7 separate regions of the Mus musculus genome follow, and regions 2, 3, 4, 5, 6 and 7 are each linked to region 1. The links are chromatin loops, found by intact Hi-C in ENCODE. Cell type or tissue: left cerebral cortex. All regions are shown on one strand.

What was found. Hi-C counts contacts between places; a loop is a spot of excess contacts. Peaks named below come from ENCODE experiments on the same cell type or tissue, not always from the same donor. Only the 100,000 strongest peaks of a DNase experiment are listed, where the experiment ranks them.
Region 2: it touches region 1 in a loop (10-fold over the local background); 33 of 42 quality-filtered maps call a loop at or near these places.
Region 3: a loop joins it to region 1, with 2.3 times the contacts of the local background. A loop is called at or near these places in 7 of 42 quality-filtered maps.
Region 4: a loop joins it to region 1, with 3 times the contacts of the local background. A loop is called at or near these places in 9 of 42 quality-filtered maps.
Region 5: it touches region 1 in a loop (2.1-fold over the local background); 5 of 42 quality-filtered maps call a loop at or near these places.
Region 6: a loop joins it to region 1, with 2.2 times the contacts of the local background. A loop is called at or near these places in 9 of 42 quality-filtered maps.
Region 7: it touches region 1 in a loop (5-fold over the local background); 25 of 42 quality-filtered maps call a loop at or near these places.

What each region holds. Positions count from the first base shown.
Region 1 is chr10:69,962,517-69,966,516 of GRCm38, reverse strand. All of the region lies in intron 29 of Ank3 (ankyrin 3, epithelial), which reads right to left. Among named protein-coding and RNA genes, the nearest start is that of Gm33361, 43 kb to the right of the region's middle. In left cerebral cortex, a CTCF peak has its summit at 1,680 (motif pointing right); DNase peaks (open chromatin) are centred at 1,683 and 3,349; H3K27ac peaks cover 1,166 bases.
Region 2 is chr10:69,868,653-69,872,652 of GRCm38, reverse strand. Ank3 (ankyrin 3, epithelial) reads right to left here. Exons shown (of 43, transcript NM_146005.3): 10 at 1,454-1,651. Among named protein-coding and RNA genes, the nearest start is that of Gm33416, 4.3 kb to the right of the region's middle. In left cerebral cortex, a CTCF peak has its summit at 2,130; DNase peaks (open chromatin) are centred at 230 and 2,112.
Region 3 is chr10:69,901,112-69,905,111 of GRCm38, reverse strand. It overlaps Ank3 (ankyrin 3, epithelial), which reads right to left. Exons shown (of 43, transcript NM_146005.3): 22 at 842-914; 23 at 602-664. Among named protein-coding and RNA genes, the nearest start is that of Gm33361, 18 kb to the left of the region's middle. In left cerebral cortex, a CTCF peak has its summit at 1,852; no DNase peak of the experiment used is centred here.
Region 4 is chr10:69,437,762-69,441,761 of GRCm38, reverse strand. No RefSeq gene overlaps it. Among named protein-coding and RNA genes, the nearest start is that of Cdk1, 87 kb to the right of the region's middle. In left cerebral cortex, no CTCF peak of the experiment used is centred here; a DNase peak (open chromatin) is centred at 2,075.
Region 5 is chr10:69,887,861-69,891,860 of GRCm38, reverse strand. All of the region lies in intron 16 of Ank3 (ankyrin 3, epithelial), which reads right to left. Among named protein-coding and RNA genes, the nearest start is that of Gm33416, 23 kb to the right of the region's middle. In left cerebral cortex, CTCF peaks have their summits at 1,875 (motif pointing right) and 3,233; DNase peaks (open chromatin) are centred at 1,883 and 3,146; H3K27ac peaks cover 839 bases.
Region 6 is chr10:69,908,955-69,912,954 of GRCm38, reverse strand. All of the region lies in intron 23 of Ank3 (ankyrin 3, epithelial), which reads right to left. It overlaps Gm33361 (a long non-coding RNA gene), which reads left to right. Exons shown (of 2, transcript XR_380548.4): 1 at 1-3,732. Among named protein-coding and RNA genes, the nearest start is that of Gm33361, 11 kb to the left of the region's middle. In left cerebral cortex, no CTCF peak of the experiment used is centred here; DNase peaks (open chromatin) are centred at 1,332 and 2,439; H3K27ac peaks cover 737 bases.
Region 7 is chr10:69,654,556-69,658,555 of GRCm38, reverse strand. All of the region lies in intron 1 of Ank3 (ankyrin 3, epithelial), which reads right to left. Among named protein-coding and RNA genes, the nearest start is that of Gm33464, 94 kb to the right of the region's middle. In left cerebral cortex, CTCF peaks have their summits at 2,043 (motif pointing left) and 3,516 (motif pointing right); DNase peaks (open chromatin) are centred at 2,044, 3,137, 3,517, 3,866 and 2 more places.

The sequences.
Region 1 (4,000 bases):
TACTGCAGATATGAAGAGTCCAACAGATGAGTCAGATGACCAGAGAATGACTAATAAGTCTGACAATCCCAACATCTTTTGGGGGAGGGGAGAATGGATTTATATGCATTGAGATATACATTTTAAATGGTCCTTTTTTTTTTTTTTTTTTTTTTTTTAGAAAAGAGAAGTAGAGGGGCTGGAGAGATGGCTCAGTGGTTAAGAGCAGTGACTGCTCTTCCAGAGGACCTGAGTGCAATTCCCAGCAACCACATGGTAGCTCACAACCATCTGTAATGGGATCGTATGCCCTGTTCTGGTGTGTGCCTGAGGACATAGCACTCATAGAAGTAGGAATATAGAACAAGAATCGTTGCTTAGAGATCCGCTGTTGCACAGAGAAGATGTCCAGAAGATAATCCATACCATAAATGTGCTGTGTGGATCACACTCACAGTCATGGAATCCCCAGTACAGTCGATTCCAACCATCCTAACGCTGCGGGCCCTTTAATACAGTCCCACATGTTGAACTGACCCCTCAACCATAAAATGATTTTTGTTACTTTATAAATATAAATATAAATACATATATATATATATATATATATATATACACATACACACATATATGCATGTAAATTTATTTTGTTGCTTTGTAATTTTGCGACTGTTACGAATTGTAATGTAAATATCTTTGAAGAAAAAGGTTTGCCAAAGGGGTCGCGACTCACAGGTTGAGAACTACCGCCCTGGTATTTGCACAGTTTAAGACACAAGCACTGTCTGTGAACAGCTTATACTCTCAGTTCCACACTGGATACTCTGACTTCACTGTCCTATACTGGGCGGGGCCTGAAAGTCTGCTTCTCTTACTTAGACTGTGTCTGTCTGGTGCCTTTGCTCTCAAGAGCTGCTTGGGACCTGGTTGGTGTGAGTGTGACGTCTAAGGAGAGAAACACAGAGGCCTCAATGTCCCATGAATGATGAGCTCCATGCTCAGGTTTAATTTCTGCTCAGCCTACGTAACCATTTCTGAAAACACAGTTTTCAGGAAAATTACTCTGTCATGCCTCTCTTCAGACCTTTAAATGGTTAGCCCTACATTTATGGAGAAAAACAATCAGTACAATCCTATCTCGAGACGGGCTCATGGAAAGTGTCTTCAAGTTACACCACCCTCACGAGGTGCCTGGCAGAAGCATGACACCCAGGGGCTGCAGCTCAGACCTGCTGTGCTGGGCACACTGGTGCACCACACCCAAACGTAGCTAATGCTGATTCCCAAGCCTGGGCTAACGCACTGTCTGACCCCAGGAACAACATAGCTGAGGTCGTTCCTTGGGGTCCCAAATTTATGGTCATAATGTCAAGTTGCTGGCAAATCTATGCACACAGATCATATGGAGGTGGGAAGTATCAGTGCTGGTTTACTTTGGCCCAATTTCCATTTCCCAAGTATCAGATTTCAGAGCCTATTTGGGGAATATTTTCCTTTCCTTTTGCTATGCCTCAGTCTTCATTCGGTTGATTTAAAATGCCAGTTTACTGAAACAGATTGAAAATAGGTAACTATTTTGTTGTAATTCGTTTGGGGGATTTTAGAAGTAAATTGTTATGTATTCTTTCGGCACTTTAAATGCAATCTTGAGAAACGTTTTCTATTTGGAAAAAAATTGCAGAACCATCACTACCAGATGACTCCAGAAGATGGCGCTGTAGGCCACATGTCTACAATGTAAGGCTCCATTTTTCACTGCTCAACTATGACGGGGCACTTTTAAAATTACCATTTATCTTAAGCTTGATAAAGGTAAGTATTGAAAAGAAGTGCCAGTTTGGAACTTAGAAATTTAATTCTAATATTCTGTTGACAGAAATATATTTAGAAGCAGGTAGTCATTTTCTATTTAGTGTTACATTTGTAACCACATTTTAATTTGTATCAGACTCAATACAACTACTTGCAACAACTGGCTACTTGAGGGGATCCTCGTTGAGCCATTGCTAAACTGCTTTGATTTGTAAGTTAGGGACCCGGGAGGAGGAAGGGGACTTGGAACCTGTGGTCCCAGATCTGACAAAACTACAAATAGCTATTAGGAATGGACTTTGGAGGCACTGAGTTTATTAAGGTTTTCGTTACACAGTGTGGGATGCTTGCTGGTGGGATACGTGCCTGTTAATGTTGTTTGCACATCTGCAGCACCTTTTCTTGTGCAAAGACCTAGATACGATAGATCTCTGTCTGCTGCCAGAGATAAAAACTGAGCTGCCACCTGAAACTTGAGTTGGTAAGGACAGGTTCTGAACACCCAGACAGGTCTAGCAGTTTACCTCATCACAGAGGAGCTCATACGCCTGCTTAATTGGCACAACCGCCGATACTCTGGCTCGATTAACAATAAACAATAGGAATAGGGACAGGGGAAAGCAACTTGGTGCAAGCAGAGCCACCTGAGTTGTGCTCCCCAATGCCCACTTAGGAAGCCTGGCATAGCCTGGCATTGCCTATGCGATCTCAGTACAAGGTGTCAGGAGGTGAGGTGTGAGAGAGAGAGAGAGAGAGAGAGAGAGAGAGAGAGAGAGAGAGAGAGAGAGAGAGAGAGGGAGGCAGGAGGAGAGCTGGGGCTTGCTGGTCAGGCAGCCTAGGCAAAAATGAAGAGTTCTGGCTTCAGTGAGACCCTGTGTCAAGGCAATAAGGTGTAGCATGATAGAGCAGGACACCTAATGGCTAAGGTGTAGCACGGTAGAGCAGGACACCTAATGGCTAAGGTGTAGCATGATAGAGCAGGACACCTAATGGCTAAGGTGTAGCACGGTAGAGCAGGACACCTAATGGCTTTGTCTGAGATGCACACACACATGGTCACACACAAGGACACATGGACACACACAAAGATACACTGAAATACACAGACAGACAGACACACACACACAAAGACACATGGACACACATGCACACAAACACAGAAATAAGGGTTTACTTTGGCTTACAGTTTAAGGGCAGAGTTTACCATGACAGGAAATTCATAGTAACAAGGGTTTAAAGCAGCTACATGCAACCAGGAAGTAGAGAACAGTGAATATTTATGCTCTGCTAGCTTTCTCCTTTGAAATAACCTAAGATGAAAACCCAGGGAATAGCGCTCCTCACTTTGAGGGCACCTCAGTTAACCTAATAGGGGGAGGTTCTCTCACAGGCAAGCCCAAAGTAATACCTCCCAGGTGTGCCTGGGTGCTTGCTTCTGGGTGACTCTCGATCCTGTCAGGACCACAATGAACAGAAGCAGCCACCACAGCGAGCTCGCTTCATTTGAGAGCACACAAAGGAAAATAAATGCCTACAGCGCAAGAAGGCAAGTGGGTGCGGCGGAGCCCAGGGTGTGCAGAGGGACATCTGTTTGCTGTTTCTTGACTGGGTAGTGAGTGGAAAGTTCTTGGCTTGTGTGTGCATTTGGAAAACGGTGCTCCCTTGAAAAGATAGAGCTCATTCAGGTAGAGAGCTTGACCTGCAAATGATAGCCATGAACAAATTGGGGGTGGGGGGTGAGGAATGCCCCCGTTGTCTTTAGGCCGGTATCAGACTCCAGGACTCTATGCACAGCTTAGGCAGCACCTGCGACTGAACATGGAGGAAGTGAGCGGTGCTCTGCAGCAGGCGTTTCTGTAAGGACTCTACATCCCCTGGCTCATCCCCTGCCCATTAGCTACCTGCAAGGCAGCCTCACAAGGTGCGGTTAGATGAATATTAAAGAGACTGCTTACAGCCACACAGGACAGTCACTGGCTGGGCACAGACCATGATGCCAACGTCAATATCACACTGTGTAAACTATCCCCCTCCTGGGACCTGTGGTTCCTTGAAGTTATTCTAGCAGTTAATGTTGTGGGCATGTGTTGAAACAATAAAGGGCATCCGACCTTTATCACTGCTTTGTTTTGTTTTGTTGGCATGTGTTGTGTGTGTGAGTATGTACTTGCCTGTGTGCGCATGTAGAGACCTGAAGTTGAGGTCAGGC
Region 2 (4,000 bases), 94 kb after region 1:
ACACAAAGATACAGCAGGTGCCCCTGGGCAGGTCCCAGGAATGCTTTTCTTATCTTTTCTTTCTTTCCTTTTTGGCTATAATCCATCCCAGGGTAACTGACTACAATGTCCCTCTGTTGGGAAAACTTGAGTCATAGGAAAATGAAAGTTAAGCCACGTCCTGCTTTAGAGCCTTACTTTTTTTTTTTTTCTCCTATGGAAAAAGAGTGACTCATGGCCATTCAGAGGTCCCCTCCCTTCTCAGAAGGCAGAGGCTTCTGACACACTGGGCAGGCCAGCAGCTCCTAAAATACTTTTTTTGGTAGACGCTGTTGGGTTTCCAAAGACCAAGGCGCTGCCGGCTGTGTACTGAGTGCCAAGCTCCCTCCTCTCCACTGAATTTCAGGCCCCCCTGAGGCAGAGGCACAGAGGTTCTGAAGGCAAGGTCACAAGGCAGCGTTTGAGGGAAGCAGAAGCCTGCCAGGAAGGGTTGGCTGGAGTCAACCTATACCTCAAAATCACTAGTCAATCAACGTCTTCCCCGGGACTGGGCATTTTCGTTCTTTCTCTGAGTGCCTGGGCTTACTCTGAATGAAATGTCAACACTTTACTAGGGATTATTTATTTCAACCGTACTAAGGGTTATTTACTTTAACAATAGCAAGCATTGTCTTATTAAAAAACAAAACAACAACAAAGGTTAATATCATTTAAGCTCACAAATTCTTGGACAAATAGTATTATTATTTTTTAAGACAGGGTCTCACTATGTAGCTCTGGCTAGCCTGGGACTAGCCAGACCTGGCTGGCCTCAAACTCAGAGCTCTCCTGCTCTTGACATTATGCCCAGCTGTCTGTTTATATGCATGTATGTATAATGTATATATGTATGTATATGTGTGTATACATACATACACACACACATATACACATGCATGTATAAATGTATAATATATATGTACATACATACATATCATTCATACATATGTACATTATCATTATTTTTATCTGAAAGAAAGTCTCCTTCTGTAGATCAGGCTGATTTTGAACTCATAGTAATCCTCCTGACTCAGCCTTACAAGGGCTGGCAGTCATGTCTAGTTTGCTTCAAGATTCTATACGTCAGAAAGAAAACAACAAAACCCCTCTAACTGGAGGAATCATAACATTACCGCAGTGAGGTGAATGAAGCTGTTCAGGTCGGTCTTTTTTATAACCGTTTAATGTCAGGCTCTCTCTCAGGTAAGAGGAACCTGAGTGGGGCCCTGAAGAACCAGCCGTTTTGCACTGTCAGCTTTATTCCCACCAGCACAGGAGGCTTTGTCTACTCCCAAGGACATTTGGAAAGATTAACAAAGTACAGTGATTTAATGGGCATTCCGTCTTTGTCTCTGGAAGAGCAATCCCTCCACACGCGATGCATCATGTGCCGCTGGCAAGACCCTCGCTTGGGTTGGATGGCAGGACTACTCACCAGGGCTTTGGCATTGGGGCTAGCTTTCTTATCCAAAAGAACCTTGGCAACTTTGTAATGGCCGCAGTGGGCAGCCACATGGAGGGCAGTCAGGTAGTCGTTGGTGACGTCGTCCACGGGCACGTTGTGCTGGAGGAGGAGTTGGACGCAGTTTAAATGGTCTCCTTGTGTGGCCATGTGCAGTGGCGACAATCCATTCTGGAACACGGAAGGGGAAGAGGACTCATTGTTTTTGTTTTTTTGTTTTTTTTGTTTTTTTTTTTCTTTTTAGCTCAAATGAGGCAAATAACAGAACAAACAGGAACATGTTAAAAACTCTGATGCTTCATTTGGAAATACCTTACGATTTTAAAAGGCACTGACAATCCTTTTGAACGGCTCCTGCTTTAAAAAGAAAACTTTTCTTTCTTGTGTTAAAGAAAAAAAAATAGTCCAGGGTAGTTTCTTTCCCCAGTTTAAAACTTATATGGTTTGTACCAGGGGCCAGAAGTTACTATATTCCCAGTAGGATTTATCATTTAAAAATGCAAGAAAAAAAATAGTGAAAGCCAACTCCTAATCACTGGACTCTTGCTGTTTTTTTGCCCTTGCAGAACATTACCGAGCTTCAGAAACAAGACTACCCTGTGGCAGGGAAACCTTCATCCATTTCTAGAAGTCTGGCGCCCCCATGCGTCAGCAAGTAAAAGGAAGCCACTGACCCAGTGAAGAGTCCGCAGCTTAAATCATCCTGGCTTAATAATAGTCACGGGCAGCATGAAGATTGAAGATTTATTTCAAGATCTCAGAGAAGAAATGAATATAGGAGCCCTCAGGGTCCATCTCCAGCACTGAAGGGAAAATTGTGAAGAATGGCAGTCACCCCTCAGTGGTTGGATACGTGAATCAAGGCCAAGCAGGCTAACGTGAGTCCTTTCGAGCTTCTGTTACGTATGGAAGCAAAGTGGGAGAGCCCAGAGAGTCTCAGCAGGCTCATTTACCACAAGGGAGGTCTAAATTACCAATAGTATAATTTAGCACATTAAATAAGCCAAATAAGCCGTTTCCTCTATGATAACAACAAATTCTGTTTTCAAAAAATGTTGGGACGTGTGCCCAGGGGATCCAGGAACACCTGACTTTTCCAAGACCAGCTATCCCCCCTACATTTATTGTGGCATGAGAGGAAACATTCATAGACAAAGCAATGTGAAATCACTCAGCCATCTCACTACCACAAATGGCTACATATTTCAGATACCCATATTCCTTAAAGGCAAGAGATTTATGATAGTATTTTCCTATACTGCCTAGCGGAGTTATGCAGATAGAAAAGGGGATATAAGCGTAATAAATATTGAGATGAATTTAAACACTTGGGCAGCCATTGGGGAGTTGGAATGTTCCTGCCTCAAGCATTCTCCTCTATTATCCTGAACCAAAGGAGACACTAAAGGTGTCGCCAAGGGCTGGGGCATTTCCCATCTGACACTGCCCCACACAGATCCTCCCTCACTTCCACCAAATCCTCCTTTGCTTTATGTTTTCCTGTAGTCTTAGAGGAAGTGCAAAGTAAACAAATCTCAGAGAACACAGGACTTCTCGGAGCCTGCCAGTGGGAAACATTGTCAAAAACAAAAAGAGGCTCCATCCTAATGAGACTTAACAATCAATTTGATATACCTAGAGTTGCCCAAGCACGAATTCTCAACTGTAGGACTGTCCAAATCATCTTAGCCTGCGGGCATGTCTACAGGTGATTGTATTGATTGGCAACTGACATAGGAAGGCCCAGCCCTCTGTGGGTGGCACCATTCCCTAGGCAAGTGGGCCTGAGTGGTATGAGGAAGCTAGGTACACATAGGCCTGAGATAGCAAGCAAGCGGATGACCTAGAAGTGTAAGCCAAATAAACCTTTTCCTCTCCAAATGGCTTTTGGTCAGAATATTCTATCACAGCAGGAAAGTGGAAACTAGAACACTCACGAATGATGTATAGAATAATGATGTATGGCTGGAAAACTAACTCAGTGTCACAGGGAATGACAGAGAGACGAAGACAAAAAATTCAAGTGGCCCAACGGAAAGGGCTCATATTGGATATGGTGACTGAAGGATGGCTTCCGGAGTGATAGGCTTTCTTAGCTCAGCAATATAAAAAAGGCTTAAGGGATCAGACAGATTGCCTTAAAGCTAGGCTTACAACAATCTGTGACTTCTCTCTCAGTACAGATTATCTAGTGTCTTCATAAGTGCTGTGTACTAATCTAAGAACTTGGGCTGAACAAGAAAACGTTCTGACGTTCATTCTATCAACGAAAGCCAGGTAGCAAGCATGTACCAACAGCAGCAGAGAGGTTCTCTCTAAATGGTGTAAGGAGCACCGATGGGGAATGAACCCTGCCCAGATGACGCTGACTTAAAGACATGGTGAGCACAGGTAAGACAGACAATCAGAAAGGTCTGTTTGGTGGGTGGGCCAGGGATGTGGTGGAATTTGCAAAATGTGTGCCACACAATCTTCAGGACCTGAGTTTGATCCCCACATAAAAAGCCAGGCGCGGCAGCA
Region 3 (4,000 bases), 61 kb after region 1:
ATGCCATGGTCAAGAATATCATCCTTTTGAATAAAGCAGAAAACGTCAGCTTTATTGAGTACATGAAATGCAGCCCTACTGCATATCAATCTCTTTTTCAAGCCACTGTTGAAAATACAGCTTGGGATGCTTTGATTCAGGGTGAGTTCTCATGCTTGGTCCCAACATCAAAAGCTGACTTTACTGCAGAGCATGCTGTGGACCAGGCACTCACCCTACAACTTATAGGGATGCCTTTTACAGGAAGGAAAAAAAAGAAACAAACAAAACATCTCTAAACAGTAAGCTTCCCCTTTTTAGATTCAGATATAAACAATAAAACTTCAGTTTTCTGCTTGACAGAGACCACAGAGAGAGAGTGACCATCATAGTTAGTGACATTATTTTCTGCTTAACGGTGAGAAGTGGGCTTAAGAAATCAGGTCTGAAAGAGGATAAGATAGGACCCGGGGCCAGCCTTTAAATGACTCCCCCCTCCCCAAATTAATTCTCGAAATGACATGAGAGGTTAGTAACTGGAGTAAGTGTTACTTTTCAGAGATAAGAAATGAGAGCTGGAGCCGGGAGATTAAGTCTCATCACACGAGAGAGCTGTAAATACCTTCTTCACCGTCTGAGATATATTCCCCATCACTGAGCTTTTCGGGGGCGCTGGCTTTCCTTACTGCATGATTTAAGTGATAATAAGAGTGTATGAAAATACTCATCTCCCATGACACAACTACCAACATCTAAACATTCCACCCCTCGCCCAAAACACGTTTGTGACAGACTTTCTTCAGGAAGCAACAGAGACAGGGTCACTCATCACCATGGCAACCCCTCGAGGACACTGCCATACCTTCATCGTCTGACATATCGAGGACTTCATTCATCGTTTCTGGGACATTCATTTTGTGCTTCTCCGTGATGGTCTGAGAACAACAACAACAACAACAATGCAGTTGCTTCAGTGTGAAAGGACTTTTTTAAGGAGACTAGTTATTTCTTTCCAATTTGACTGATTTATATCCTATGGGATGAGGAACTTAGAAGGCTGTATACACAACATGCATCTCTCTCTCTCTCTCTCTCTTCTAAAGATTTTATTTATTTATTTATTTATTCATTTATTGTATATGAGCACACTGTCTTCAGATACCCCAGAAGAGGGCATTGGATCCCATTACAGATGGTTGTGAGTCACCATGTGGTTGCTGGGAATTGAACTCAGGAATTCTGGAAGGGCAGTCAGTGCTCTTAACCACTGAGCCATCTCTCTAGCCCAACATGCATCTCTCTTAAGCAGCACAGGGCGGGGGGGGGGGGGGGGGGGGAGGGTGAATCCTCAGAAACTCAGAAGTGCCCTTCAGATTAGTTCAAGGTGAGAGAGTCCAGGGGCAAAGCTAACAAGGCTTTTCAGAGGATGAGGGGAAAGCAGTGCTCTGCATATCCATGCCAGAAGAACCAAATATCCCATCCCATCAGGGTCACTCGAGAAGGGAGGCATTTGTCATTATCCCTGGCGCCAAGCCCCTCACTTCCTTTCTTTTCTCCACTATGTGTCCACTCCACTGATGGGATACAGCAAAAACACTGAAGAGATAGACGTTGTGCATATTTTATAATTATATTCATCCAGACATTTTAGAGGCCACATGTTTGGAGAATCATCTTAGCTCCCAAAAATCTTCCTCAAGCACAGCGTGCTACTGGGCAGTGCCTGTCTGACTCTAGTTTGCTACTTGGTGACTTTGTAACGTTATAATCTATGTCTATTCAGAAGAAAGCATCTGTATCATTTAAGTTAAAAAAAAAAAGCTGAAAGTGGGGGCTGGAGAGATGTCTCAGTGGTTAAGAGAATTTGCTTCTCCGGTTAGGCCCTCAGCACCCAAATGGTGGCTCACAGCACTGCAGTTCCAGGAGATCAGAAGCCCACTTCTGGCTGGTGCACAGATATGCATTCAAGCAAAGCACCTACACACACATACGCTCAACTGTTATGTGGAAATAAAACATTTTTTGTGCCTCTCTTAGTATATAATACTGAAATTGATCACATCTTTAAAATAAACTTTCAGTTAGTTTTATAGACTCTAAAATTGTACAGAAAAATCCCCATATGCCCCCTACTAAGTCTCTCAGCATAATAACTTGTTAATAAAGAACATGTGTCATTGCACACCGATATCAACACATCATTATCAAACTTTGGGTCATACTGGCATTTCTGTGACTTTGGTCCTGCCGCGCCTACATTCTGTGTAGTAGAAATGGCTCTCGGGGCTGTCCTGGGCTGTTAGAACTCTCCATCTTTCTCTGGCATGGAGGACCTTGAGGGTCCTGAGCCATGCCAGTCGTTTAAAGAGACGTCTGCCTTGTCTTTTCTATTGCGATCACCCTGGGGAAGGCAGGCTGTGGAGGCGAAGCTCCCTTCCTCGTTCACCGTCCATCATTATAACAAATGCGGTTGTTTACCTTCTGGCTGAGGCCATAGCCACCAGTTTTCTCCTCTGAAACCTTGCCCTCTCTGTTCTCCTTTGCTTGGGTACTGCTCTCATGCATTTGTGTTTTGGAGGGAGGCCACCGTGCCAGCTCATATTAGGGCTGTGGGGAATTAGGCTCAATGCTTCCTTGAGAGTGAAGCATTTTCTGAAGGAATCTGGAATCCTTCGCCAGGGGAGCAGTCGCACCACCTCCCATCTCAGGATTGAGCACAGGCCCTGAGGCAGGGGCCTGACGATGAGCCACACGCCCTGTATACTTTCTGTGATTCTTTTCCCTCAGTAGCCTGCACGGTCTTTCCCGCACATTCAGCTGTTTGCTTACACCAGCATGGGCTTCGAAATATTTGCTTCATACTTTGAACTATGTGTTAATACTTTTTGATTTAGTTCTGGTCAAAGTGTTCCAGCCTTGGACTTCTTGAACTTTTTCTATTGATTTGTGTGTGACCTCCCTACCCTCCACCCCTGACCTCCTTCCTTGTATTCATATATGTCATTTAACTTTGGTAGTGATGGCAGTGCCTGTTCTTTGCTGTGGCGGTGAGTTTTCATCAACTGGGGATGGTGCCACTCCTGGGCAGGTGGCCCCTGGTTGTACAAAAATACTTGTAACTGAGCAAGTCACTGGGAGAGAGCCAGTAAGCGGTTTTCCTCCATGGCCTGTGCTTCAGTTCCAGCTTTCAGGTTCCTGTTGTGACTTCTTATCCTGGTTTTTCTCAGTGAGGGAGCATACCCTGTCCACAATATAGGAATAACCTATAAGCTGAGATGGCTGCTCCAAAAGTTGCTTCTGGTCTGTGTTTTATCACAGCCGCAGACAGCCAACTGAAACACTTACTTTGGAGCAACAGAAGACATTCCAGATCCACCTTGACATTCCTACTCTAATCACATATCCAGCTGTTTCTTGCAGGAGTCCTGGCTCCTTTATGCTGAGCAAGGTGCTAGCAACTGACACCTGGATGCTCGGCGTGCCCTGATGGTGACTTCCAGAGACACTGAGTATTTTAAGCAGCATAATCAAGAGACGTGCAACCTCAAGGCCATTAAAGGAGGAACCCTCTCTTCTGAAGCTTTGCTTCTGGCTGCTTAGTTCCTCATGCTGCTGTGACAACAGAGGCCCTTAGGAACTTTCTTTCTCAGGATTGCTACATTATACACTGTCCCCGTGTAGGAGAATCTGTTTATAGAAACAATGGCTTCAGAGGCTTCAGTAACTTTCTGGACCAAGAGGGTGGGGGCTGAGCTATGCCACTTACGATTATAGACACCAAAGCAAATCACATCCTCCCATCTATGAAAATTCATATTCCTTATACATTATAGATGCTTATATATCATAAGCGCGAGAGCAGGTCTGAGAAGGTGGTGTCTGAGTTTGCAATAAAGTCTCAAGTACCAGGAGGTTGGATTCATTCCTGCTTTGCTGGTCAGTTTGTATGGAGACCATATTGGCTTCTCGGGACAGTCTGGACCTTGCTTTTAGCAAGCATTATCTTCTGCCAACCAAGCTT
Region 4 (4,000 bases), 520 kb after region 1:
TGCCATGTGTCCTGTCATGATAATAGACTGCACCTCTGAACCTGTAAGCCAGCCCCAATTAAAATGTTGTCCTTATAAGAATTGCCTTGGTCATGGTATCTGTTCACAGCAGTAAAACCCTAACTAAGACAATTATAAAAACAAAAAGAGGCAAAACAAAATCCAGAAAGGAACAGGTATAGGTGCAGATGTAGAGAAATTAGGATCCATATGCATGATTAGTGAGAATATGAAATAGTGCAGCTACTACAAACACCAGTATAAAGCCAGTGGAGATGACTTATGCCTTAAATCCCAGAGCTTGGGAGGCAGAGGAGGGGGATCGCTGAGGGTTTGGGTTTAAAGCCAGCTTGTTTTATATAGTGAATTCTAGACCATCCTGTCTCTAAGAGGAGAGAGGAGGTGAGAGAGGAGGGGAGAAGAGACAGGGGATAGAAGAGGGGAGAGAGGGAAGGGAAAAGAAAGGAAGGGAGAAGAGAGGGGAGAAAGGAAGAGAGAGGGGAGGGGAAGACAGGGGGAGAGAATTGAGGTTCCTCAGAATGTTAAACCTACCTTTACCACATGAGTCAGCAACCACATCTGGATACAAGCCCGAAGCAACTGGAAGCAAGATCTCAATGATAAATCTATCAGCCCAAAATTGTAGGATTCACAATAACCAGAAAGGAGAAGCAGCCAAAGATCCCACCAGTGACTGATGGATCCTGTAACTCCAGCTGCAGGGGTGGGGGTGGGGTGGGGATCAGAACCCTCTTCTGGACTCTGCCTGTGTGTTGCATGTGCAGATAGACACACCACACATACCACACATGCATACATACACACACATCACACATCACACACCACACACCACACATGTACACACATACACACAGTACAAGTACTTTTAAACTTTCATAAAAACCAAACCTTACAATCCCTAAAGTAGTCTAAGGTGGATGAGCCTCTAGAAATGACTGTGGTGGATATCTTACACATTACACCCTTGACATTGGTCTGTGTGATGTATAGCCTGCCTTAAGCTGTCTACACCATCCCCTCCCTCTTCCCTTCTCTCTAGTGTGTAGAGAGGGAGGGACCCAGTGAGTGGGCTCAGCCCCTGTAGGTGAGTTCTAACCCACTCAGTCCCCAGCCAAGTTCTATCCTCCAGAGTCAGAGAGGTCTCCTCTGTGTTAATAGTTCTGGCGTCAGCAGCACTTCTAAATCCTTAGCTTGAAACAGAATCACGGAAGGACTTCTAAATCAGGAACTTCAGTACTGGGAGACAGCTCAGTTAGTACAGCGCTTGGCCTGCAACCATGAGGACCCAGGTTCAGATCCCCAAAGCCCACGTTACAAAGCTGAGTGTAGTGATATACACCGGTACTTCCAACAATGCTCAGATGGGACGATCGGGGAAAGACAGACAGACAGACAGACAGACAGACAGACAGACAGACAGATCCCTGGAAGCTTGATGGGCTGCTCATCTGACCTGTGTGACCATGTTTCAGATCCGTGAGAGACTCAGTCTCAGAAGGTAGAAGACCCCTGAAGACACACTGGAGACTGACCTCCACACATGCACCACGCATGCCCGTGGACGCATATACAAGAAGTGAGTATTCTTCTCTCCCTCCTCCTCTCTCCCATCTCCCCCATCCCCTCTGTTTTTCTCTCTCTGTGTCCCTCCCTTCCCTGCTGGGAGCCACAGGAATGGGGTACATCTAGGCCAAAGTGAAATACAAGTGCATTTCCAGAATATTCCAAGTGTGCCAGTGATGTCTCTGATGTTGGCCTGGAGACAACACTTCGAAGTAGCCTAAATGAAGGAACTGGTACCAGCTTTCTGCTTCGAGCTATTCTAAATAAGCCTGCTTTGCTTTCAGAAAAGAAGGGAGAGGAGGAGCCTTGAGGAAAAGCTCCTCTCGCTTTCTTTCACAGCAGGATGGACCGTCTAAAGCATCTAGAAATAACTCATCCGATTAAGGGTCTGACTTAAGCCTGCTCTGCCCTCTCTCCCAATTACTCATGAGAAAATTAAGATTCAGGGAAGAGAAGGCACCCGTGAGATGTAAGAACTGCTTGGGACAGAACTATTCATAGGATTGGAACCACGACTGTGCCACACTGATTATAGCGCTCAAAGGACACAGCAAACCAGAGGCCACCAACTCACAGATATAAATAAGAACCAGCTTGACAACAGGAGAATGGGCTGGACCGTTTGAGCCTCCTTGACATCAGTGGGTGGGAGCGTCTCATCCCCAGGTGCCAGGCATTTCTTAACCACGGGGATATTACTCATTCCTGTTTAACAGAAGAAATGTCAGAAGAACGCTGGGCACTTTCGTCTTTCACAGGAATTCTTTGAAATAAGTCCTAGACTGAGGACAGGTCTCAGCTGGTAGGATGCTTTCTAAGCGAGCGCCGAAGTCTGAAGTATTCATCGGCTTCTCAAGAGGAACAGAACTGACAGAAGAATATATGTGTTAAAAGAGAATATACTAAATTGGCTTCCATGATAGTCAGAGTAGAACGGAGTAGACTATTTCACAGTGGAGAGATCAGGAATGCAGTAATCCACAAGCTTTGCCCACAGAGGCAAGGTGCCTTCAACAGTCCCAATCTGCCATCGAAAGCCCGGAGGACCCCTTGAGAGTTCCTCAATCCAGAGTGGAGGCCGGTTCTGATATCACTGAAGGGGTGAGCTGCATCACTGACAGGATGGGTGAACCGGCTCACACGAGTGAAGAATAAATAATCATAAAGCAAAATACTTGCCTTGTTCTGTGCCCTTTTATCTGCGATGTTATCAGCAGGTGTTGCCCACACTGGAGATGGGTCTTTCCACATTCCTAATCGCTGCAACCCTTCTATACAGGTCCTCACGCTGTGGTGACCCCCAGCCATAAAATTATTTCGTTGCTACTTCATAACTGTAATTTTGCTACTGTTATGAATCATAATGTAAATATCTATGTTTTCCGAAGGTCTTGGGTGACCCCTGTGAAAGGGGCGTTTTACCCCTCAAAGGGATCACGACGACCAAGTTGAGAAATGCTGTATCAATGAAAGCAGTCAAGACAATCCCCCACAGGCCAACACGATGTAGATGATGTCTCTGAGGCTCTCTATCCAGGGTGTGTCAAGTTGATATTTAAATTATGGATCACACCTGGGTCCGATTCCCAGCGTAGTATAAGCCAGGTGTGATGGCTTGTTGCGTGTGACCCTGACCAAGAGCCTTGGGGATGGGGGTAAGAAGGCCCAGAGTCCACAACACAGACTCTAGGAGTCAGGCAAGTGGCAAAAGCAGACGCATTTATTGCTGGAACTCAGCAAACCATTATACCCCTCCCCCCAAGCATCTCATTGGCTCTCAAGTAGCCAGATGTGGTACTGACTCTTTCTCATTGGCTCGCTCCATTGCCTGGTCAAGCATCAGCAGTCTTTTAGCAATGCTGGCAGGTTCTAGGTTGGCTAGAACAGGAGGCTGCGCCTGCTAGGCTAAGTCCCTCCTACAATGGCTGATTCTCATTGTCCTCACTTGGGAGCAGGATCGGTTCAAGGCCTGGTTACTTGGTGAATTCAAGACCAGCAACGAGGCGGTCTCACAAATAAAATTGAAAAGTCTCAAACAGGTGCTCAGCAGCCATGCTGACTCTTAAAACCAAGAAAAGCCCTTTTCCAAGATCAACTTTAAAGACCCTCAAAAGCAAGAGCCCGTGTCTGCAGGCTTTGTCTAGTTTTGTGAAAGAAGCTACATGGGCAAAGCTCTGCTGTTTCTACACATGTGCCAAACAAGTCTCTCTCCTTTCAAGTATTTATTGAGGGTTTGTGAGAGATGGTACTGGGCAAGGCGCTCCTCTAGAAAACTTCCTCACCACCACTGCTGGCACAGAAGGTCTATGTTCAATTAGGGGACAGATTTTTCCTTGTGTTCCACAAGCTGATCTTCAAATGTATTCCAGCAGGCAGACGCCTAAGCCCCAGCTATAAGTCCCTTTGTAGGGGTGGG
Region 5 (4,000 bases), 75 kb after region 1:
TTTGTCCCCCAAGAGGCTCTTACAGCTGAGATGGAGGGAGGGGGCTGTGGAGGGAGGGGGTTATGGAGAGAATGAGCTTTTGAGAAGACGAGTTTAGCTCCCTGCCACTCTTTGTCCTTCCACTGTCTGCCATGGGATGACACACAAGACCCTTTCAGGATGTGAACTCCTCGATCGTGGCCTTCCCAGCCTCCAGAACAGTGAGAAGTCTCCTGTTCCTTATCAATATGGTGTCAGAGCAGCCCACAAAGAATGAAGACACCGTGTACTGCCTGCAAGCTGCAATCTTTAATCTTCATGGGAATTGTTTTTTTTTTTTTTTCCTCATTGATTCCTGATGGTCTGTCTGACCCTCTGTAGTCGATAGCCAGACCCATCGCCCTGCAGATATTGAGAGAGATTATTGTTTTGGGTTTCCCTGACTTGCCTCACTCATTCCACCAAGAACACTTTCCCATAGCCTGCCTACGAAGATAGCACAAGGCAGTCAAAAGCTCAACTCAAGGGCCATGCCCTCAGGGAACTCGGCTGCTTCTTTTTGCCTCTCACTTTCCAACACCCAGCCACCACTTTGTCTTTGACCCCTTTAACCCCAGTACTGGACATTTAGTGACATTCTTTCCTTTACATAGTTGTCTCTTCTTGCCACAGTTTGAAGCTATCTAGGGCACAGGCTATCTCCTCATAGCGTGTTTCAAAGTGACAGGCACGCATCGATTAAAGGAAGAAAGGAGACTCTGCAGTCAGAATTAGATGCTCCAATGCTCTCGGAATATTCAGCCACCCTTCCCTCAGATGGTCCTGATATTCTGCTATAGACAGAGACTCCTGTTAATGAGTTGGACCTCGGAAGACTTGAGTGTCTGACCTGAGAAAGTGCTTCTGGGACTTTATCATCTACAAGAAAGTCAAGATTGCACTGTGATACGGACACGAACTTGACCATAGCGAGTGGAAGTGAAGAGTGGAAATGTCACCTCTAGACTCCTCCGACTCGCCAAGTCAGGGCAGAAGGAGGTTTTATAATCCTATTTTTAGTCTTGACCTATTGCCATGTAGAAACACCAGCTTACCCTGAGAAACGTTTGGCCCTCTGACCAAATGCTCCGACACACCCTTCAGGGACTTAGGCCTCTGTAGTTCAGAGGAGCACTGGACTTGGCCCAAGGCTACAGTGTAAGACATGAGGGCAAGAGACAGTTCACTACCTACCAATCCCTCCATAAAAGAGAAAGTTCACAAAGCAGCATAAAAAGAGGAAGCAGGATTAGTCAACATGCCTAACTCTAACAGTGTGGGTGGTAAAGATGAGAGAAGTCCTTACCAGGAATCGTCTTTGTTTTTTACATTTATAAAGGACTATTCAGCTGAGCCCAGGTGTGGCGTTGCACGTGTGTAAGTGCAGCATTTGGAAAGACAAGGCCTGCCTGGGCTACATGGTGAGACCCGTCTCAAAAACAAAAGGCATCAATGAAAGAGAGAGAAGAGAAGGAAACAAAAAAAAAAGAAAAAAAAAAAGAAAAAGACCATGTGTTAGTCACTTCCCGTCCCCAACCAGGAAAGGGTTTGCTATCCTCTCAGACGTGACAATCTGCTGTCTTCTAACGTATCCCACAAATTCTAGGCCCTAAGGAACCATTTAAAATGCTCTAGCATCTCTACAATGTGTGTCATGCCAGACAAGATACACATTATTCTTTATGGTTCTCAACTATCCCAAGACTAAGACCCTGTGATACTGTTACTCATGTTGTGACACCCCCCCCCCCCAAAAACCATAAAATTATTTTCACTGCTACTTCGTGGCTGTAATTTTGCTACTGTTAGGAATCATAATATAAATATCTCACGTGTAGGATATCTGATGTGCGACCACCAGGGGTCGCTATCCACAGATTGAGACTCACAGCTTTTAAAGCTTATCCTGGTTCCATCGGAGGGACAAATTATAGTCTAAGGTAAGAGAACCAAGATTATTTCAGAGACTCCGAGGAAATCCTTTCAATAAGAGGCAAGGAATTTATCTGGAGCTTCCTAAACTCTGTTTTCAGGAAAGCAAAAGTGTGCTTGGTTCCTATCTCTCCTCAAGGAAGATGTACTAATTTGATAAACCAACCAGGGAGAGCCAATTATAGAATAATCCTTTAAAGTGTTTTTATCTTCTCAAAAAATATTTTAATTATGTGTATGTGTGAGCGCAGGTGCCCACAAAGACCAGAAGCTGTTCTTAAATCTGTTGGATCTTGAGTTATGAGGGCTTTGAGCTTCCTGGTGTGGTTGCTGGGACCCAAACTCTGGCCTCTGTAAGAGCAGTATACTTTGAACCACTGAGGCATCTCTGCAGCCCAATCAAAGCATGATCTTACATCTTTACTGCCTCACACTCTAAAACAAAGTATTTGTTTTTATTTTATGTGTATCAGTGTCTCCCTGCATGTATGGGTACCATGTATGTGCCTTGTGTGCCCAGAGGGCAGAAAAGAGCATTGATCCCTGAAACTGGAGTTGTAGATGGTTGTTAGCTATTATGTGGGTCCTGGGAATTGAGCCCAGGTCCTCTGCAAGAGTACAAGATACTCCTGACTGCTACACCATCTCTCAAATCTCACTTCCCGAGATTCTTGCTGAAGACGATATCTGTCACGTGAACCTATGCGAGTCACACTACAAACAATTATCAAAAGCAATAGATGGTATTTAAAACCCTACTGATAGTCCCCCACCATGCCCCCACCCCACAGATACGTAAAGTAAGAAGTATGACCAGTTACTACAGGCTCAAGTGTTGCTTTCTAATTAGCCTCTCAATTCTGCCAGCAACCAAGCCAGGCTTCTTTCTAGCATAGCTTCCTGTCTCTGGAGGCAGATTAGGTAAAAAATAGATCTTAGCATCCCATTATCCCTTAGCATATGTACTTTTTAGCATCCCAGTCACCTAAAGTCGCGCATCATGTTTCTAGGAAGTGTATAAGGTACCAGCGATTTTGAAAAGGGGGTGAAGAAGAAGGGTGTGCATAGAGGGAGCAGCTGGGGTGTTAATGGCACCCTATGAAACTCTGTCTACTGGCATTCAGAATCTGAACTTGCACTTGCGGGGGTGAAAATGGTAGATGATGTATGTATTCCTTTTATTGAAAGAAAACCGTGCCCAACTGAAAACTACATTTCCCAGCATCTCTTGCGTCAAAAGTAGCCAATGAGAAAGATCAGAAGTGGGTGGGGCTTCTGGGGAAGATCTGCAGTCCTGTGACCTTCCTGTTACTTTAAAAGAGGCAGAAGTGAGCTTTGTGTTTACTCCCTTAGTGCTGGAAAGAATTCAGCTGTTGAAAGCACTGTGTGGAGGATTGTTCCCCTAGCAGATAAGCCAGTCTGTCACTGAGATAACTGGTCTTTGATAACAAGTCTCTGGCTTGCAGTGCTTCAGGGACATCGGGACATAAACACTGGCCCAAGCAATGTGCCGCGATACCGAAGATCAATGTCCCATTAGAAAAGTTGATGCTTAATTGACTGTGGCCCCAGGTCAATGGAACATAACAGAGTTATTATTTACTGGTCCTGCTCTCTGACTACTGAGCAGTGAGTTTGTAAATTTGGAAACATTCATTCTAAACTTTGATAGATGCAAAGCTGGATATTGACTACTTATTTTATCATTTTATTTTTATTTTTATTTTATTTTACTGAAGTAGGGTCTTGGGTCCCTTATGCTCCAGGAAGGGGATGGAGGATAAGGAAGAGTCCTGGGTAAGTGACTAGCCAAAGTTCTTCTATACATGTATAGAAACTTCACAGTTGTTGAAAACACAGGCCTGTACTTTTAGGACAGAGTCCATAAAGCTTCCTGCTGTCCCTAAAAGGTAAGAAAAAGGCAGGTCTTTCTTTGTTCTTAGGACTGGAGAGTTACTGGGGAAACTGACCTGAAGAAGCCACTCTAGCCTCCCCTCACCATCCTTCTCATGCCCCCCCCTCACCCGCCCCAGCTTCTTCCTTCCCTCTA
Region 6 (4,000 bases), 54 kb after region 1:
GTGTATCTGGCTGCCTTTCTATAACCTACAACTCCACCTCTGGACCTATAGATCTATTCTCTCCTGAGGCAAACACCTATGCATATCAAGAGGGTATCTGTAAACAGAAGGCTTCCTTGCAATAGCTTCAAGCTGGAAAGAACCCACATTGCCATCTACAGGAGGGCAGAGACCTTAGTTGGGTTATTGTAAGTTCTTGGTGGGGTGTTACACAAACATGAAAATGAACACGTTACAATTACCCAACAACAGGAGTGAAAGCCCAGGAGGGTCAAGCTGGGAGGCAGAAGAAATGTAGAGTTGTAAGGACCTCTTTAGAAGCTGGGTGCACAGCTGAGCATTGGGGGTTGGTCTGGTGCTGCTATGTAGTCAAAATGCTAAATTCTGTACCCCAAGATCTGGTTGCTCCCAAATTCTTACATATACATTGCCTTTATTGTATAAACCTTGCTCCCCAATTTAAAGCTATTGGTTAAATAAAAGTGGCTACAACCAACGGCTGGGGAGGACAGAGGTAGGTGGGTCTTTGGTTACTGGGCTTGGGGAGTCACAGGTAGGGACCTTGAAGAGAAAGAGGGTAGGAAGAGAGAGAAGGAGGAGAAAGGAGGAAAAGGGGGAGGAAGGAGGAAAAAGGGGAGGAGGAGGAGGAGAAGAAGAAAGAAGATGGAGAAAACGTGAGGTCTCCATTAGATGTAGTGGACCAAGAGCAGGTGCCCAAGTGATGGAGCAGAAATAACAAAGGTGAGACTCCAACAGCAAGTATTTGGGGACCACAACTAAGGAAGTAGCCAGTTTAGTGTTAGAAAATAGATTAGGGGGGCTGGAGAGACAGCTCAGTGTAAGAGCACTGACCGATCTTCCAGAGGTCCTGAGTTCAATTCCCAGCAACCACATGACGGCTCACAAGCACTTGTCCGATGCCCTCTTCTGGTGTGTCTGAAGACAGTGACAGTGTACTCATATACATTAAAATGAAGAAAGAATATAGATTGGAGATAATTCCCTCAATAATTGTGCTAAAGCTGAATAAGTAAATCTTAGCCTCAGTCTCATTCAATCTAGCTTCCAAATAAATAGAAATACGTATGTTAATTTACAGCTAAGTCTACGGGGTTAGAACAAATGACAGCTACACAAAAGGCACCCGCTGGATCCTGCCACAGGGAAGCTCCTGAGCTGGTGACAATGGAGAGGAGAAGGCAGACTTGAGAGGTTCTATGGATGCAGAAACAGAGCAGATAAGAGTTCCTGGCTGGCTGGACATGAACGTGAGACAAGGGAGACTCTGGAGCTTCTGCGTGGGGGTTAGGCTACGTGGGAGGTGAAGAAGCTTGCAGGAGATGATGTTCTGGAAGGAAACACTTAGGGTGTGATGGATTGATTATCTGTGAGGGTCTACGTGGAAAGGCACAGTGTGGAAGAGCAGTTAGCCGTGGCTCAGAGGTCAAGGGTACTGGCTGCTGTAGTACAGGGTCTAGCTTTGGTCCCCAGCACCGATGATAGGCAGCTCTTAACTACCTGTAATTCCTCCTCCAGGGGAATCAAAGTTCTCTTCTGGCCACTGTAGGCACACGCTAACACACGTATACACATAAAGCAAAGCCAAATCTTTAAAAGAATGGAGAAGGACCATTGAGCTCCCATGTGCATGTGAGCATCGCTCTGTCCTTCTGACCTTCTGAAGTAAAGGACCAGATGCTTCAAGCCCCTGATGGTTTGGCTCGGTGGACTGAAACCTGGAACTTCCAGCTCAAGCAAACCCTCTCACCTTTAAGTTACTTTTGCAAGAGTTTTTGTTTTGTTTTATTTATTTATTTATTTATTTATTTATTTATTTATTTATTTATTTTTTTATCACGGCAACTGAAATGACGCTGAGACAGGGTCTTCCCTTCTAGGTTTTCAAAGTTATCATTTTGAGCTTACCTCCAGGACACACGAGCAGCTAATGAATGTCCATTTGAAAGGTAAGCAGAGAAACCCCAGTGGGGGGGAAAATGAAGAGAGACACTGCCCACGAGGTATTCCCCAAAATGCTAAAATTTGGGTAGGAGCAGTTCCCACTGGTCCTATCAACAGTAACACCATGCCCCGCCCTCCTCCTGCCTCCTGGTCCTATCAACAGTAACACCATGCCCCGCCCTCCTCCTGCCTCCTGGTCCTATCAACAGTAACACCATGCCCCGCCCTCCTCCTGCCTCCTGGTCCTATCAACAGTAACACCATGCCCCGCCCTCCTCCTGCCTCCTGGTCCTATCAACAGTAACACCATGCCCCGCCCTCCTCCTGCCTCCTGGTCCTATCAACAGTAACACCATGCCCCGCCCTCCTCCTGCCTCCTGGTCCTATCAACAGTAACACCATGCCCCGCCCTCCTCCTGCCTCCCCAGAGGTTAGCTAATCTTTCTGGCTCCCTCCCAGGCTCAGAAAGCCACTCACATAATGGCTCTGTATCTTCTTATGATTACCAGAGAGATTGGGCAAGCAGGACCGTTCCTGGTAGGCCGAGCCAGCTTCACACTTCCCAGACCGGTCCTTCAGACTCCCCTTCATTTTGGATTATGCCAAAGCAAATTATATTTACTCTCTCCTGAGTGAGAGTGCTCTAGGAGGATTACAAAAAGTCCTTTCTCTGAGGGCCAGAGACATGGTTCAGTGGGTGAAGATGTTTGCTGACAGCCACCCCCCTCCCCATACTACAAATTTTAGAAAATTCTTTGCCCGAGTTCTTAAAATCTACCCAAAACTCTATCTGTACTTAACTGCCTTTGACCATGTGCCCTGGCCTGCTTCATCTTCATACTAAGATAGTGGGAAAGAGGCTTATTTCTATTGTCATGTCAGTAAATTCTTTAAAAATATTATTAGCCACAGGGGTGTCTGTGTGTGTGGTATGTGTATGTGTCTGCGTCTGCGCTGTTTGTCAATGTGTGGGATGTATGTGTGGGTGGTATGTGGGTGGAGTATGTGGTGTGTGTGTGTGTGTGTGTGTGTGTGTGTGTGTGTGTGTGTGTGTGTGTAGGGCAACAGGATTCTTCCTTGTACGTTGATCACCTTATTCACTGTTGTAAGGTGGTCCAGCTGTCCAGTTGACTTGGGGGATCTCCTGTCTCTTCTCTCTAAGCACTGGGATTACAGTTAGGCCCTCACACTTACTTGTGAGCTCTGGAGATCTGAACTAGCCAAACTCTCAGGCACACGGGGGCAAGCAATTTAATTGCTAAACCATCTCCCTAGCCCATAATATCACTACTTTGTGAAGAACACGATTTGTTCTTTCTCTTAAATACACACTTGGTTTGGCATGTATTTGTGTGTGTGTGTGTGTGTGTGTGTGTAGGGGGGCTCACATGTGTGTGTAGCTCTGAGGGTGATATTAGAAGTCTTCCTGAGTTGCTCTCCACCTGATTCTCTGAGGCAAGTACTCACCAGAAATCAGAGGTCTTTGGCATGTCTAGTACAGCTAATCTGCTTGTCTAGGGGGTGCCATATATCTGACTCCATGGTCAGGTCTAGGATTTCAGGGAGATGCCTTGCCCACTCTGCATTTATGGGATTCTAGGGATCCAACCTCCAGGTCATCACATTGAATGGCCAGCTCTTTCTCTGTGAACCTGTTCACCATACACTTTTAAAAACCAACGAACAGTGTGAACAACCCAGACTTTAATTCGTTGAACATCGAATGTTCCTGGATCAAGAATGCGCTGAATGATGTCCTCACTGTCCAAGGTACCATTTCCTAAATTTTATTGCTCTATTGTATCTTTCTATTGCTGTTTTTCTGAGACAATGTCTCTCCAGATAGCTCTGACTATCCTGGATATCTAGGTAAACCAGGCTGGCCTTGAACTTGACCTCACAGAGATCCACCTACCTCCCAAGTGCTGGAATAGCTTTCTTGTATCTTCCCCTATCCCTTCCTGATAACTATTTCTACCACACACACACTTAGCTTTTCTTTTTCTTTTAGTATTTGCTGTCTGCATTCAAGCCTGGC
Region 7 (4,000 bases), 310 kb after region 1:
CCCTCACCCAGGCTCAACAACTCTTGTGAGAATCTAAATACACTGCAGTAATTTTCACTTCTGCAGGAAGAAATCCAGTTAATTATAACACCAGCACACAGGCTTTTCCAGTCTGTACTGAGCGCCCCAGGAGCCTTCCACCGTTATGCAGAACACTCTCAACGGTCAGAGAGTCTTGGCAAGCCTGCTAGCTCTGAAGGTTTATGCAAAAATAAAGAAATAATATCGTCGGTCAGCTCAGGCAAGAGGGAGAGGCCAGGAATGGAAGGGAATGGTCTAGTTGACATTCACCTTCTTGTCCTTGAAGATGGGTGGAGTCTCAGAAGAGTTAGTACAAGAACCCAGGGGACAAGGGATGGTGTGGGAAGAAGGTTCTTGAAAAGGCTGTGAGGGGGCATCAGTGAATCAGGGGCTCCGGGATGTGGTGGTGGTGGTGGTGGTGGGGGACCAGGAATACACACACCTGGCAGACTCCCTGGGGGAATACCTTCCCTCAATCTGTGGGACCCCGATGTTGAGATCTCATAGGGGAAAAAATATACATAGTTTCATCCCCTATTTCAATAAACACAGTATGCAGGGAGCCTAGATAGTTGGAATCTGAGTTACAGGCAGTGTCAATAGAAATCTAGCAAAAAAAATTTTTTTTAAAGTATGGGTGTGGGTGTGTGCATGTATATATGTGCATTTGGATCTATATTTGTATGAGAATAAGAGGCTGTGATGGTTTGTATATGCTTGGCCCAGATAGTGGCCCTCTTAGGAGGTGTGGCCTTGTAGGAGTGGGTGTGGCCTTGTTAGAGTAGGTGTGTCACTGTGGGTGTGGGCTTCAGATCCTCACCCTAGCTGCCTGGAAGTCAGTTCTCCTAGCAGCCTTCAGATGAAGATGTAGAACTCTCAGTTCCTCCGGCATCGTGCCTGCCTAGATGCTGCCATGCTCCCACCTTGTTGATAATGGACTAAACCACTAAATCTGTAAGCCAGCCCAATTAAATGTTTATAAGACGTGCCTTGGTCATGGTGTCTGTTCACAGCAGCAAAACCCTAAGACAGGTATTAAAGTGGAGTTTTTGATCCCGTTAGACAGGCTGGACAGCGAGCTTCTGAGAACTGCCTGCCTGTGTGTCCCCAGCTCTGGGGTTGCAGGCTCCAAACAGTTTAAAGTAGTGGCGAGTCCCCGGAGTTGGTGGAGCACATGAAGGAACCAACAGACCAGTGCCAGAGAGGTTGATTCAGGCCGAAGGGCAGCCCAGAAATGGGAGGGGTAGAGACAGAAGTAGGAAGGAGTTCAAAAAATACGCCATTGCCAGTGGTCGTATCCGGTGAGCAGTGAATGATGGGAAACTCTGCTTCCCTCCACTTTGTCATCAGACACATTATCCACTGTGCCACAGGCCAGCCATCCCTGCTATCTTCACAGAGCCCCCCTTTTGCCTCATTCAGGCATTCTTTTCGGTATTACCATTTCTAACCATCAACCAAAAAAATCACTCCACTTCCAGTACCAGACATAAGGAAGACAGTTGAAAGCTTGGGAGAGCCGGGAACTCCTAGGAGGGTTGTTCTCCAGCACGCCTGAGTTCTTTTACTGATGTGCAACGCGTGGGTTCCGCAACACACAGCAGTACTCTGAATTCATACAGAATAAATGGAGCTTCTCCCTCTGGCTCTCTGTTAAAAGGTAGAATTGTGCAATGTGGCCCGAATTCCTGTATCTGGCATTCCCTCCCCCTCTCTTCTCTCTTCTCTCTTCCCTCTCTCCCTCTCCCTCTCTTTCTCCCTCTCCCTCCCTCCCTTTCTCTCTCTCCTCTCTCTTCCCATGCCTCTCTGCCTCCTCCCCTTCTTCCTCCCCCCCCCCCCCCAGCAATTCCCTGGACAGAACTCCTATTAAAGGATGTTCAGTTCTTAACAGAATGCTGAAAATAGTGGGAACTGACGTATATAAACAGCCCATAAGTGTCAGTACCCATTTGTAAGTGCAGCAAGAAATCTAAATTCCTGTCCAGTCCAGTCTCCCTGCTGTCTGTAACACTGCCCCCTAGTGTTTGCAAAAGTGCATGGCCAATGACTTGCTAGCTCTGAACTGTATTTGGTAAGCTTCAAAACTCTAAGCATGTATGACGATATGCCCACTTTTGCTTTCTCTATCATGTGAGATTTACTCTCTTTTCCTGTCCTTTGTGGCCACTGGTTTATTCTCATTCGGAAAAAAATCTTCAGAGATGTGTCTAAAACCGTATTAATTAGAAAGTTTCAACTTGCAATGACTTTCTAGAGCTGAGTTTGCCATTTTAAGCAATAAACACATTTTAATAGAAAAATGTCCCAGATAGTTGCCATTGACATTGTATGTACTTTAAAAGAAAAGAAAAGAAGAGAAGAGAAGAGAAGAGAAGAGAAGAGAAGAGAAGAGAAGAGAAAAGAAAAGAAAAGAAAAGAAAAGAAAAGAAAAGAAAAGAAAAAGGAACCTAAAACAACCGCAGGAGGGGCTGGGAAGATGGCTCTATCAGTGAAGTGCTTCTTATAAAAGCTTGGGTCCCCAGAACCCAGGTAAAGGGGGCTACCACATGATTTAAGCACCTAGCCAGCCCCAGAGAAGCAGAGAGGGTAAATCCCTGGAGCAGAGTTTGCCTGTCAGTAGAGGCAGTCATCTGTGAGCCCTAGGTCAGTATGAAACCACACCCCAGAAATCAAGATGGAAGATTCCCATAGAATACAGCACTAAAGGTTGGTTTCTAGCATGCCCATGCAAGCACACACATCAGCACAAGATGAATGAAAACACACACATGCGTGCACACAGTTCAAAACAAAGCCTTTACAAGCTTCCCTAGTTTGGATGTGCACAGTCCGTATGAGTAGGCTTGGACCCTGGGGTAACAGTAGCTGGGGCTACTTCAGACCTTTAGGACACAGAGCACAAGGGGGGGGGGGTATCTCAGGTACTCAGGAATGTGTCCTGGCAATGGATTGTGGCAATTACTCTCTTTTGACTCTTGGGATGAGGGGAGTGGATCTGCTTTGCAATAAACCCCAATACGAGGTGCCACCCCATCCAGGCTTCAAATGCCAGAACAGTGACTGCAGGCTGGACTCTGGAGAGCTGTGAAGCTGACGTCACCTCCTCCTACTGATTGAGTGTCTCAGGTACACCACAGCGATAACTGGAGAACACAATGGCACTTTCTCTGTTGGACCTAGGCTTTTTATCATAAATTAAGGAGAGTATTCACATCTGTTTGTTTTGTTCCAAGACTCTGTGTCAAAGAATCATAACAAAAATATGCACCCTTGCTACATGCAAAAAATCCAAATGCCTTTAAACCAACCACAAACTTGTGCGTCACACTTCCAACAGAAAAAGGAGAAGCAGCTTGGCCAAGAACTGCTTGGAAATACACAGAGGCACAAAGTCGGTATCCCAGTGCCTACCCTTAGATTGCGCTTCCTCTGGAGTGAACGGTTTTCCTCTGTGTTTGGAATTTTAATGCAATTTCTTTTTGTTGCTAATTTACCATTGGCCACTAGGGGGAGCGGTTGTTCCTTTGATTCTTCGAGCATGCTATGAAAAGTAGTCTTGGATTTTCTTTATGAGGCTTAGTGTAACATAATTTTGAAAAGTAAACAACTAAAGGTCGTGGGCATCCACGGAGCCCTTGAAAGTCCTAATTTCGTGTTGTTTCCGTCAATCAAATAGCTGCTCTGCAGAAATCCCACATTGCTCATTTTTATGGCCATAAATTAGATTTCTGAAGCTTTGGAGGTGTGTACAAACATGTACATAAGCATACACGGTTTTGTATTTTATCTGTTTTAAAAATGAGTGTCTGCCATCATCATAACCATGTAACTGTAAAAGGAAGACACCTGGCCATGTTCCAGAGCTGGCTTTATCCTGTGACAAGCTTTGATTCTGCGGCAGGTCGGAAGATCCAGCTTATTAATACTTTGAGTCATAAGAAAAAGATGCATCTGAAACGCTTACATTTAAGAAAAGTCA